2 separate regions of the Homo sapiens genome follow, and region 2 is linked to region 1. A link is an interaction called in ENCODE POLR2A ChIA-PET data of the cell type or tissue named here. Cell type or tissue: MCF 10A. All regions are shown on one strand. Links, peaks and the distances in the headings refer to the core of each region. The heading gives the core; the rest is flanking DNA. Region 1 holds the start of LOC124900741 (a long non-coding RNA gene). Region 2 overlaps LOC107986297 (a long non-coding RNA gene).

What was found. ChIA-PET counts read pairs that join two places held together with the same protein. Peaks named below come from ENCODE experiments on the same cell type or tissue, not always from the same donor. Only the 100,000 strongest peaks of a DNase experiment are listed, where the experiment ranks them.
Region 2: POLR2A ChIA-PET joins it to region 1 with 8 read pairs; 2 of 35 experiments call an interaction of 5 or more read pairs at or near these places.

The regions. Positions count from the first base shown.
Region 1 is chr4:101,639,521-101,646,193 of GRCh38, reverse strand. It overlaps LOC124900741 (a long non-coding RNA gene), which reads left to right and starts at 1,098. Exons shown (of 2, transcript XR_007058204.1): 1 at 1,098-1,211; 2 at 4,382-4,807. In MCF 10A, for the core only: no CTCF peak of the experiment used is centred there; a DNase peak (open chromatin) is centred at 2,793.
Region 2 is chr4:101,689,546-101,696,218 of GRCh38, reverse strand. It overlaps LOC107986297 (a long non-coding RNA gene), which reads right to left. Exons shown (of 3, transcript XR_001741778.1): 2 at 5,849-5,954. Among named protein-coding and RNA genes, the nearest start is that of BANK1, 98 kb to the left of the region's middle. In MCF 10A, for the core only: no CTCF peak of the experiment used is centred there; no DNase peak of the experiment used is centred there.

The DNA.
Region 1 (6,673 bases), core at 625-5,624:
CCACTGCCTCAGCCTCCCAAAGTGCTGGGATTACAGGTGTGAGCCACGGTGCTCAGCTTCATACATTATTATTTATTTACCATGTTTATTTCTCCCTTCACTACAGTGTAAGTTTCATGAGGACCGTGATTTTTATCAATTGCCTTTTTACTTCTTTATTCTCAGCACCAGGAACCATGCCTAGTAGGTAGCATTCATACAACAAAGATTTGTGGACTGAATGAATGATGCATGAGTCCCTAGGAGCTGGACCAGGGGCAAAAGCTGTGTCACTCTTCCATATGCTATCAGTAGCACTCCTTCACTTGATTTTCCCAAAGGGAAACGTATCTTTTTGTATCTCCTGTACTCAGGAGGAATCTCTGTTATCTCCGTTTCTTTTTGTGAGGGATTTGGGTTGGTGTCAGGGTCCTTTATGCCCCACAGATTTTTCAAATCTGAGTTAATAAGCCCGAAGAGTTCCACACAAATCAAAATCTTGATGCTGTATTAAAAACATCCTACAGTTTCTAGAAAAGCATGTTCCTCTCAAAAACCAGAGTAACAATGGAAATAAATGCCTTCCACTGAGCATTTTCTCTGTCAGTTATGGCACTGGGTGCTTTATATACATTAAATTTAATCTTAAGAAGCACCATGTAATATAAGTATTATCTCCATTTTACAAAGAAACATGAGGCCACGAGAAAGGAAATAATATTCCATAGTTTACAAAACTAAGGATCCTGTAGCTCAAACATATTTCAGAGATTTTGTGTGCCCCTGCAACTCCTAGGAAGACATCTATTTTAAAGACAAAAAGCCTCTCATTCTCACTCACTCCTATGCTCTAGTGTGCTCACAATACTGAAACCTAGGTTGCCAGTACCTGGCAAATACCTGGTGTGTATATATTTTAAATAAATATTAAATTCAATTAAAAAATCAAAGTCCAAACTATGGAGGAACATTATATTTTGACCGGATGTAATCCTCAAAGATAATACATTAGATGCTTTAATGTGTCTTGGAATGACAAGTGATTATGGAAAATTTAGACATGAATTAGTCTCTGGCTAGCATACGAGGAAGAAAGATTTAAATTACTATAATTTTAGATGTGCAGCTGTGTTATCATGGATTTCCAGTGAACAAGGGCCACAAAAATCCATCTATTTTCATCATCCCCAGAGCACCAGGACTACAACAATAAGAACAGCTCTATGGAAATGGTCAGTATGTCAATCTTTTGTTGTTGTTTTTGCCAGCAGTCCCTGATAGAATGAGTTCACCCAAGGAACACAAATGGAGACTATATTACATTGCCATAGATCCACTTGCTTTATGAGTGACCAGGCATTGATGTAGCTGTTTTTGTCATAGTATAGCCACATCGTGCCTAGGTACTATATCCCTGCACCACATCCACACATATTAGAGATCCTAAAACATTCAGTATTTCCAGAATACAACAAAATCCTGGCAAAGGCCCAGCTGTATATTTTAGTTTTACCTCTTGATTGAGTTGAATGATTTCCATCATGGCCATCTGGAACTATGACTAGGCTTAAAATGGTTTCTAAGTAGAAACACCACACTAGCTAAAATATATTTCTAAGACCAATTTTCCATTTGTTTAGAAAACAAATGTACTCAACCTAAAAGGAAAGAGATTATTTGAGCCTCCATTTAATCCCCAACAATTTCATTGTATTATTTGCTCTTTTTCCTGTCCAACTGGAGATACTGCCTTTCTCTAGGAGAATTCTTTCTGCCAGTTGTGAGACTTGGGAGGTCAGGATTCTAGGGCTACTACTGCCCCAGCATCATTAAGGAAACACAGTTTTTATGCTGGTCTCCAATTTTGTATTCCAAACTTATTTATTTCTTTGGAGGACATCACATCCTACTCTCAAAGAGAATCTCTTCACTCACATTTACTTTCTTATAGATAGAATTCTCAAATATCTATATGCTGATGACCTGTTTCCTTACCAAAAACTCTATTGAGATAATAATACACATTCTTAGAGAAACATCATAGTGAATTACCATACTCTGATAAACTGTCAAATTGGGAAGCAAAATACCTTATTCATCAGTTCCAAAAAACCTGACAGAGTTTGTTATTCTTTATTATGCAATCATAAGAATCAAAATGATGGAACGAAATATCTGAGCAAAACGGAGCAATTCTAGGTTAATATAGCTAGATGTGATATTCCCAGAGATCAAATTACTTATTTTTCAACTTGTTTTTTTAATTGGATGCTTCTAGAATTGATTTCAGATGTCTAAATTTGCAGACCAAGATTAATTAGGAAAGAGATAACTACTATCTTGATCCAAAACTTCTTGGAAAGTTCAAAGAATGAATGACAAATATTGCCAAGAGAATAAATTCAAAACATAATAAATTCTCCTTAAGATGCAAAACCATTAATATTATACCTCCTTATTTGTACTTGTTTACTTTTAAAAAGCCAGAGTCAATATGAACAAATTCATTCCCAATCAAGTCTGTTTTGCTTGACAGTGACAGTGATGCAAACATGTTCAGACCTCACTCCAGTAAGACACTTCCAGGAGGAATGCAGTCCCTACCTAAGAGAAGTCTGCAAGTTGAGAATATGAATGTAGTCCTTTCTGCTATGAGGTTTTTTGGAAGTAGGGCATGTCACAAAACATCTTGGCATTCTACCCAAGAAGCAAGCTTTCAAACAGCATTTCTTTCTTACAGGTGTTGAAAGGTGCTACTCCCCAAACAGTAAACAGCAGTGATTCATTAGCATAAGGGCGTAGAAAAACAGAACTGTGTGAATGGATTATTCTATTGCTGGGAGTTGCGGTAATGAGTCATCATTTCTACTCAATATTCCTCCCTTCTCATTTTGAGTAGCTGCTCTTCTTGAAGGAAGACCTTATGAGGAAGAGACTTTATAAACCAGAACTGGGAAATGATGTCCTTCAGCTTTGACTCAGAAACTTGGCTGAGGAAATTCAGCAACACATACCAATATTTAAAAGTTGAATGCAGCATTTTCATTAACTTTGAACAATCTGATTTTTCTAATTAATTTCTACACAGACTAAAAAAATCTAAAATTTCTCCCCCAAAAATGTTTAAGGCTAGGGTGACCACAGGTTCCTTCCATAAATTATTTTGCCTTTAAAAATACATTAGGATCCAAAGCCCAAAGATAAATTTTGTATGCATTTGTTCTAAATACATGGATGGAGATTTCTTTTAATTAATTATATTTAGCTGGGAGAATTTGTCCTGATCAATGATTTGAAAGGCTCTTATAGCAAGGAAATGGGATGAAGAGAGTAAAGGCTCTAAGGGATCTTATCTGGTATAGAGACGAACTTAATGTACCAGCAACTTTCTCAGAGCCATAGCAAACATCTATATTTGCATCCTTAAAATTCCTAATTTCTAAGTTTTTGGAAGAGCAACTGTTAGCTCTACCTTCAAGACCTACATCTTAATTTATGCTCATGTCCAGCAGACAATGGTATGAAGAGAGAGGAGTCGGGTGGTAAATAATGTTGTGAATAAGACAATACTTCTGTTCTTGCTTGTCTAGTTTTAACAAAAATGTGCCTATGCCAAATCTGGTAGTAGGATGACAGCTAGGAAGCCAGCTGAGAGGCATCAGGGAATTCGTGGGAACTGCACTAGATTGAGAGTCGGGAAGGTTTGGGTCTTACCTCAGCTCCCTCACTAACTGGCTGTACAACCTTGGCAAAGCCTCTTAGTGCTCAAGTCCTTCTTTTCTGATCTTTAAATTGAAGGGATTTGGACAAATGAGACAGTTCTAGCAAGTTTCCTCATCATATGCAAATTTCTAGCTAAAAGAGACAAAGCTAAAGTGAGAATACAACGTGGTCTGTCATTTATATTCCAACAAGGAAAAGGAGCCAAAAAATTTGTGTTAGGGAAGGTTGCCCTAGGGTTTGTTGCCTTTAATAGCATCTTTATATTCTGGGCAAGCCTTCTTATACATTTTGGGAAAAGGCAAAAGGAAAGCTTTGAAGTTGATTCACATGAAAATACTTCCTCTGTTAGACAGAAACACTCAGATATAGACATCTAAGTGTGGTTGGTAAACATAAATCCTAATCAAGGATTATGAATAACAATGTCAATGATGATAAGTTGATGAAAGTTAATGATTACTTTGAGAGGTACTGAATTTTTCTAGTTTTCTTTAAAATCTTCATAAATCATAACAGTTTTAAAGGCAGTTTTGAACAATATAGCCAATAACTACCATCATAATATCCAACATGTTTTGAAGTCATTGCAATGTATTTGAGATTTTAGATGCCTTCCATTTATTCTTGATAATAACTACATAAATATTGAATAAGTAATATCATTACTTTCATTCTACAGATGAGGAACAAGTTTCAGAGAACAGAAGGAATTTGTCTTGGGCTGCACAGTCACTAAGGAGAGAGCAGGCACCCAAACTGTGCCATTCCCTGTCCTCTTGGGAGCTATACTCTTCTGTATCCCTGCTTCTGTTCAACGTATCTGGCTCAAGAGACATTTACAAAGGAAGGAAACACTCGTTGTATGAAAAACAAACATGATATAAACCTGTTTCGTTAGCTTTCAAGACTACCCTACCCAGGGGTGGCTACCCTAAAGAGAATAGCAAAGTTGATAAGAGAAAGAATGATAAAACTATCAGATTTCTCCCTATCACATTTTTCAAAATATTTCACCACATCTGAAGAGGTATTTTTCATTCATTTTCTGTAAGATAGTAGAAATGAAAGTGGTCTAAAACGCTAAATAAAAGGGATATTGTTTGTATTTATTACTTCTTGAATGCAGTGTATATTTAGAACTCAGAACAATGGTTGTATTTAGCCTATACACTCCTTTTAAGAAATTCACCCCATGTATGTGGGCAGCCTTAGATCCTAGATTCATCACAGCTTCTATTTGTGAACCATTAGTTTGTATCCCTCTTTTGACAACCACCTTGGAAAATAATTTCTCTCTCATGCAAACCTGTCCCACCTTATTGAAGGCCCACTGTAGCCTTTACAACTTAAAACAGTTCTCTGTACTGAAGTAGTCATGTTACTAACTGCACGAATGACACTAGCAAGTTAAAACAACGTGAATTCTTAATGTATGTCGGATTTAAAATTCTTTTGATCCCCGATTTGTTGTGCTCAGCATTGTAGTCTGTGCAAAGCAAAGTTATTAGCTGAGAAAATTAAGATGTTTGAGTATTCTATATTTCTATTCTTTGATGTGTATAAAAATTAGAATTGGAATTACAATTAACTCTGAAGTTACTATCAGAGCAAAGTAAACAAAATGTCATTGATATGTAAACAAATTCAATGCCCTAATCAAAAAATGTAAATAGAATGGGATTTGAATTCACATCATATTAATTCTAAAGAGAAAGTATGATAGAAAGAACATGAGCATGGAAATAGCAAAACAACACAGGTCAGGTATGAGTTTTTGAAAAATCCTGATTTGAAAATCCACTTGTTTCCTTAATAAAGTTATTTAACCATTTCAAGCCTTAGCTTCAACATCTGTAAAATGGGATTTACACTATCCAGCTTGGAGAATCTTACAGAAATTAGAGAAATAACATAGAAAACAAATAGCAACCACAGCTAATTCAGTCACCTATCGGCTTGCTTACTTTTGTTGTGCCTATTTAGAAGAAATATAGTTAATACCAAAAGACATCATTAATTATGGGTCAACTTTGTAAATTCTAAACCGTGGCCAAAATGGCAACATAAGATTGCCATGGCTGGAGATTTTAACTGCTTTTACATGAGACACATGGTGAGGTATAAAGTACTTTCCATTGGAAGAAACATCTATGATATGTTTCTCAATATGAACGCTGGTATGCTTTCATAGTCCAAGGTTTCTCACTCATCTATGGCTTTTTCAAAATGTCCTAATTTCTAGCCAGGCACAGTGGTTCACACCTGTAATCCCAGCACTTAGGGAGGCCAAGGTGGGAGGATCACAAGGTCAGGAAATCGAAACCATCCTGGCCAACGTGGTCTCTAGTAAACCCCGTCTCTAGTAAACATATAAAAATTAGCTGGGCGTGGTGGCATGCTCCTGCAGTCCCAGCTACTCGGGAGGCTGAGGCAAGAGAATCGCTTGAACCTGGGAGGCAGAGGTTGCAGTGAGCTGAGATTGCGCCACGGCACTCCAGCCTGGCGACAGAGAGAGACTCTGTCTCAGAAAAAGAAAAGAAAAGAAAAAGTCCTAATTTCCTTAATATGTGAATCTTTGATTACTAATCACCTGTTATTTGTCTCCCACATAAGGGTGAATACTGCTAAAAGTGTAATTTCTATCAGCGAGATAAGAAGTGAAAAATGTGGTTTAAATGTATGGGCAAGTGGGCTACCTAACATAGACACCCAGAACAAGATAGACATGCACACACCAGCATACCAGTACTGGTCCTGACTAGACCTCCCTACCTGCAGGGCTGCCCCACAGGATGAACAGTGTGGATGGAGAAAGGAAAATGTGTATTCCTTACATGCAGCTCACTGTCCAAGGAGAAGAAGTGGAGGAGATATGCATACACAGTTCCTGCTACCAAACTCACCCCTCAAATTAAATCACACATCCTCCATAGGGCAAAGTGTGCAAGGAGGTAGAGAGTGGCCAGGAGAA
Region 2 (6,673 bases), core at 567-5,566, 50 kb before region 1:
ATAATGCTTAAATAATGCAAACACTAGCTTTTATCTTTACAAAGCCCAACAATGAACTGATTAATTTCAGAATTGTGTTATGTGGATTCTCACTATTCTATATATGTACAGATTTATTTTGATAAGTCATGGTCCACATATTCTCCGAAAACTTAGTGGAAGTATTTTAGTTATCCAAATTCCTATATAGAAAACTGGAATAGGAATAACATAAAATAGGCTCTATGACTGATCATTATGTTATAACCAAAGCCCTGAAAACTTCAATTGAAGTATAGGAGTAATTGAAGGTGAACAAGTAAATGTGCCCCATGAATAATACCATTTATTGAAATAAATGTAAATAGAGTTTATGATTATAGTAAAATTATACTACAACTAAGTTGATAGTGTACATGTTAAATAATCCAGTATCCTCATTCTGCTTTTAGCAGGCCAACCTTGAAATTGTCACTTATTACTATTGACCCTCGTTTTCTTTATCTGTAAACTGAGTAAGTGGCTTAGTTGATCCACAAGGTCCCTTTTAGATCTAGAAGCATGATTCTCAACACACATGATCTATTCTAATTAGATACAAAGTATAAAAGTTATTATAAATATCTATATTTAGTATTACTTTTGTATAACTATTCTAGATTAAAGTTTTTTTCTAGCATCTGCAATTACTTTGAACATTAGTAATTAATCATCATTACCATCCTCACATTGACATTCTCTCATGGTAAAATGCAAAAGCCTAAGCCATAGTGAAATACCTCCAACTCCTGCCAATTTGCCCACTGACTCACCCCTCCTAGGCAGTTGTATGTGCTGTTTCACTCTTCAGGATCCTCCTGACCATGCCCCTCAATTCTCTGCCCCCTTTTCTTGCTAGCTTTAACTGATGTTCCATGACTCATATCAAGTCAGCTCCCATAGCTCTCTGAATTTATTCCTATCATTGTATAAGACATTTTAAATACCTACTTATGTGCCTGTCTTCCATTATACTGTCAATTTCATGGGGGTGGGACCAAATTTTCTTTTTTGTCCTTATAACTGCCAGTGTCAGCACAGTACCTGAAGCAAGGTCCTACTGATTAAATGCTGCTAGTTGTCTGGCACAGAAAAATGAGAAAACAAATAGTGAGTAGGTGCATATAAGAGTATACGGATTTAAAGAGACAACAGAAAGGCAAGGCCCAGTCAAAATACTCTGAGACTAGACGCTAAGATATATTCCTGTGTATCCATCAGCTCCTGGGAAAGGGGCTGTAAACAGTTACATCTGAGGTTTATCATTCCCTGAGAAGTAGTTTCTGGGTCAGGAGTAGGGAAAGGCTCAGAGAACATTACTCGCTCCTGTACAGTTTTCTAAGAAACCAAGGCAAAAATGGCCGGGCGCGGTGGCTCACGCCTGAAATCCCAGCACTTTGGGAGGCCGAGATGGGTGGATCACCTGAGGTCAGGAGTTTAAGACCAGCCTGACCAATATGGTGATGCCCTGTCTCTACTAAAAATACAAAAAAATTAGCCAGGTGTGGTGGCATGTGCCTGTAATCCCAGCAACTCAGGAGGCTGAGACAGAAGAATTGCTTGAACCCAGGAGGCGAGGTTGCAGAGAGCAGAGGTCGCACCATTGCACACCAGCCTGGGCAACAGAGCGGGACTTTGTCTCAAAAAAATAAATAAAAAAAGAAACCAAGGCAAAAACAATTAGAGGGTGGATTTTTCCACAAACTACCCAAATACTTAGATGTTTGAGTTTCGGAGAAAAGGGAAAGCAGGAGAAAGGAAGAAATATTCACTTGAGTGGTTCCAGTTTGCTAGCTTCTGAAAAATATTTTTAGAAGTATTATCTTTTTTAAATGGAGATAAACTATTTCCTCATCATCTCACTGATAAACAGATGTGAAAGTATCAGTGACAAAGCAGCTAGGGAAGTGAAATTTTTCTGGTACTGAAAAGTAAACATTTAAATTAAGGCGAATACCTTGGGGGTAATTGTATTGTATGGTGGGAAGGTATGACAATCAAAGTGTAATGTTCTTGTTTTATTAGGGGGAATGGATTGGCAGAAGGTAGTCAGAAAAGGGTGGGTGGGTATGCCACAGATGAGTCAAAGCAGGAAGAAAATAGATAAATATCGACTCCTTCACAGTTTTAACAAGGACCTGCTGGTTTATCTAAATAGTCATCTGTGCAAAAACAAATAGACGCTGTGAGCAAAAATATCTCCCCTGCCTGACTATTCATGCAAGCCTATTAACAGGAATAATAAAGGGAGGGAGGTGTGATGAGGATGGCAGGATGGGACTTCCGCTTTGCAAGTAGCCACTTGCCCGTGGTGAACAGCTACTCGTGTTTAGTGATAACTGAAGAAGGCTGATCTCATTTGTTTTTAATCCTGCCTGCCTCTGGCTATTTGAGGCAGATACATTAAAAATCTGGGCTGCTAAAGGCTGAAAATAGTGATTTGTTTCATGAGAAGACACCGCACTCAATAACTATCCTTTTCACGTGTGTTTGATATATCTTCTTAGATGTATCAAGTATTCTCCTAAGGATTTGACAGAAATAGCATTGTTACCATCTGGTCAGTTAACTGAACTAATTTAAAACTAAGCATGGTAAATTTTAAATTAATGAGTGTAGTATATAAATATAAATATGCAAATATATAATTACATAGCATTTTCATAATCATTTAACATTTCCTAAAATTTAGTAACAGGAAGCATGTATTTATGGGGAAAACTGTTCTGCTCTTATGCCAAAGAATGGGTTACCTTTATGGAGTATAGTTTTTTGAGACAGACCATATTGTAAAATAAAACATAAATAATATTGCAAAACTTAAATCCTTACAGGCTCATTCAGTAATCCAGTGTTAAATATGGGTTCCCCAGCTCCTATTTTAGGAATCTCACCAGCGACTGTCTCAGTTTACCACTGGTATTTCATAAACAATGTGTATATTTAAAGTTGGTGCTCAGGGAAGTTATTATTTTCCTCAGCTTCTTCTTGGAACTGAGGCCCAATTTTCTGAATTACAGAGAGAAAAAAAATAATAGAGAGACAAAGAAATTTGGCTGTGATTCTTTTAAATCTATCTCATAGTGGACTCTATGTGCTAAATAAAACTGATATACAGTAAAAGTAGTTTCCTTGGCAACGATAGCTACCAAATTAATTTTCAAACTTGGAAAACTCCGTGCTTTTTACACTGTAGTTATCAGTAGTACCAGTAACACAATCAAGAATAAAACAATGAAGGAAATAAAGGAAGATTCAAGCCCCTAAATGTGGACAGTTTGGTTAAGGTAGAACAAACTGGGAGTAGAATAACAGGTCATATGTTACAAAAAAAGTTAAAATGGGGAAGAAATTAGTCATTTTGTTTGGTTCAAGGGAATAGGGCCAGATATGAAATTCAGAAAAGAAAATATAGACTGTCAGGAGAAATATCTCAAAGAGACAAAAAATGAGTTAGTAGTTAGGTTACTAACTCCAGAATACTCTTGAACAGAAGTCAGGCAAAATTCCATCCTCCAGGACAATGGAAAAGTGATTCATTACAAAACTTTAGAGGCAATATTAGACCAAGCCATACTATTCCCAAAAACGTTTGAAGATTTACTTTCTTCCAGCTTCAAACTGTTATAATTTCTTGGCTCATATGATTTGTAATTTTTTTATAGAAAAGATTTAAAAATGCAACTGTAATATAATTTATAGGCTCTCTCTAAAAGGAAAGCAAATAAGGAACTGAGTTATCATTCTTAAAAACAAAATAAATAGGCTGGTGAAGACTTTTAAAAGTATATTTTCTGTGTTTATTAAAGTGGTAAAGAGCTTAATTACCGTTAATAGGAGTTGCTCCGAGTTAGAGTTTAACAGGGCTCTAGCACCCTGTTTGGAAACACAGCTGGGCCAGATGTGGCTTAAAGCAGAAATTGCAGGTTAAGCATCTCCATAAATCCTTAAGTACCTCTGAGAATGTCTCAGGAGTCACAGGGCCACTTACTCCAGTTAAGAGTGTCTTCATTATACTAAATTCCTGATTACACTATAGACATAGAGAGTCCCAAGGCAGGTCTCTATATACTCGCAGGGAAGAGGGATAATCTGTTTCTATGCAACTTTAGTTCAATAGTCTCTAACTTTCCAATAAATATAGAAATACAATTGCAGATAACAGGAACTATCACCTACAGATTGTTACAATAATAGCTTTTGTGTTTCAAGTGCCTGCAGTATATTTTCTTCAATCTTCCTAACAATGCTATTTGCCCAAATCTGTCAATCAGAAAACTGACTGCAGCTCAGGAAAGTTCCTCTCTCTTTCTCTCTTGTTTGTGTTGTCTAAGCTTAAACAGTGAGAGACTAAACCAGGACTCAAACTCAGCTACACATATCTCTAGTCCTCTACTTCTAAATTTTATTCCCTGTATTAAAGGCCTTTTGCAATCTGATCTCAACGTTTTTTATTCTTTCTTTTCTTATTGATTGATTAAATATGATGGAGAGTCATTAATGATATCCAGTTTTTGTCCTGGGCAACTGGCAAATGTTTCCATTCACTGAGATGGGAAAAATAGAGAAATAGTGATTACATGAATGATTCTGGAACTCAGTGAAGTTACCATCTGGAGGTAAAGGGTTGAGAATAACTAACAAGTAGATAATAGTAGAAATGGTGAAAGAAGAAGATATTTCTTCTACGGCCTTTGGCCCAGGAAGAGCTCCAAAACACATTAAATTTCCAAGGAATGGTAAAGGAAGAAGAGCTATAAGGGAAACACAGGAAGTGTCCAGATAAGAAGAATGAAAATCCAAAAATAAACTTGCTCCAGAAATAAGGAAAAAGAGCATTTCCAAAGAAGGAAAAAGTAAAAAATTAAAACACACAACAACATGATAGTAATAAGAATAGTAGCAACAGGCTGAGTGCCATGGCTCATGGCTATAATCCCAGTATTTTGAGCAGTTGAGGCAGGAGGATTGGTTGAGCCCAGGAGTTCTAGAACAACCTAGGAAACACAGTGATACCCCATCTCTATAAAAACATAAAAAAAATTTAGTTGGGCGTGGTGATGCACGCCTGTAGTCCAAACTCCTCTGGAGGCTGAGGTGGGAGGATCACTTGAGCCCTAGAGTTCAAGGTTGCAGTAAGCTATGATCACACCACTACACTCCAGCCTGGGTGACAGAGCGAGACTATTTCAATTGACAGAGTGTCCTTTGAAAACTAAGTGCATACTATTGGAAGCTCACACAGACCCTGTGAATTCAGTTCTATTATTATCTCCATGATAAGATGAGAATAATGGTAACTAACTCATAGAATTATTGTTAGTTTCTATTGCAAATGCAACCATTCCTGTAAGAATGCTTCCAGTAGACTGGGGTAGAAGCCAGGTTGCAGCAAACCAAGAAGTATAACAGAGGAGAGGAGTTGGTTAAGGCAGAAAGTAGAAGTATTCAGGGTAGTTTTAGGATTCAGGAACATCGGTTCACTGCAAAAGAGGGACTTAGGAAGGGAAAGACTTGGAGGAGAAAGGAAAGCAGGTTGGGTCGAACCAGGAAGGAGAACTGCAGAAGACAAAGGGCCTGAGAGAGGGGCAGTGATGGACAAATAAGGGTGCCCAAAGGATAAAGATGTGAGATAAAGTGTTTTAAGAACAACAGCCGGTTATCAAAAACATTAGTTTCAAGTTGGAATGAGGGTTGAGGACCACCCTGGATCACTTTACCTTTAGAGAAAGTCCCAGAACTGATAAGCCAGTCAGGATGGGATCAGCTCACTTCATCTGCAGGACTCTCCTCACTTATTGGAAAAAGTACATGAATGAATTATGTTTACCTTCATTGTATTTCTGGACCAGAAGTGCAGTGTTGTGAATTAAAACATGTCACACACTTAGGTCTCCAGTTTCTTGTCTTCAAAAAAATAGATAGAACCTTGCAACCTGCAGGCAGAAATAACTTTTACTATTGTTGTTTAGATGCTATCCAGGGGTCCACTGGCTCCCTATGGCCTGGTTAAACTTAGCTTGCCTTCTAATTAGTTGGTCTTCCTTCCATGGAAAGGTCAAGAGCTTGGCTTGTGATTTTTGTGAGTTCTCAGCCACTAACTTCCTCATGGTTCTAACTCATGTTTTCGGGTGGGTGGGGACATGATGCCTCAGATCACCAATATTAGACTAAGTGCAAGATCTATGTCTTAACCCCCAAAACTTCAAGCATTTTGTGAACTTAGTAACCCGATTCAGCAAGCAAGGGAAGGACCAAAGGCATCATGTAGAAGTTCCCCATTTTCTTATCTTACTAGCTGCACTCCCACATTTCACAAGTTTTCTCTTCTTTTTTCTAGTATAACAAGCAAAGCATTCACCTGGACTCAAGCAAAAGAGTTTAGCTCACATTAAAAGCCTAGCAGTTCAGCTTCCACCCCGAGACAGGCTTAGTAAAGCATCTTCTCAATGATGTTGTGGTTTCAACAATATTCTCTCACACTTTCCACTGGTAAAATATTTTTTCTCCATCTTCACAAGTAAGATGTTAACCATCAAATACTTAGAAGATCAAATTGTATTCAAATACAATTCTATCTTTAGAAATTCTAGATCTCCTCACATTCTCCATGAATCTGAATAATCTTTACCAATATTAACCACATCCACCCTCA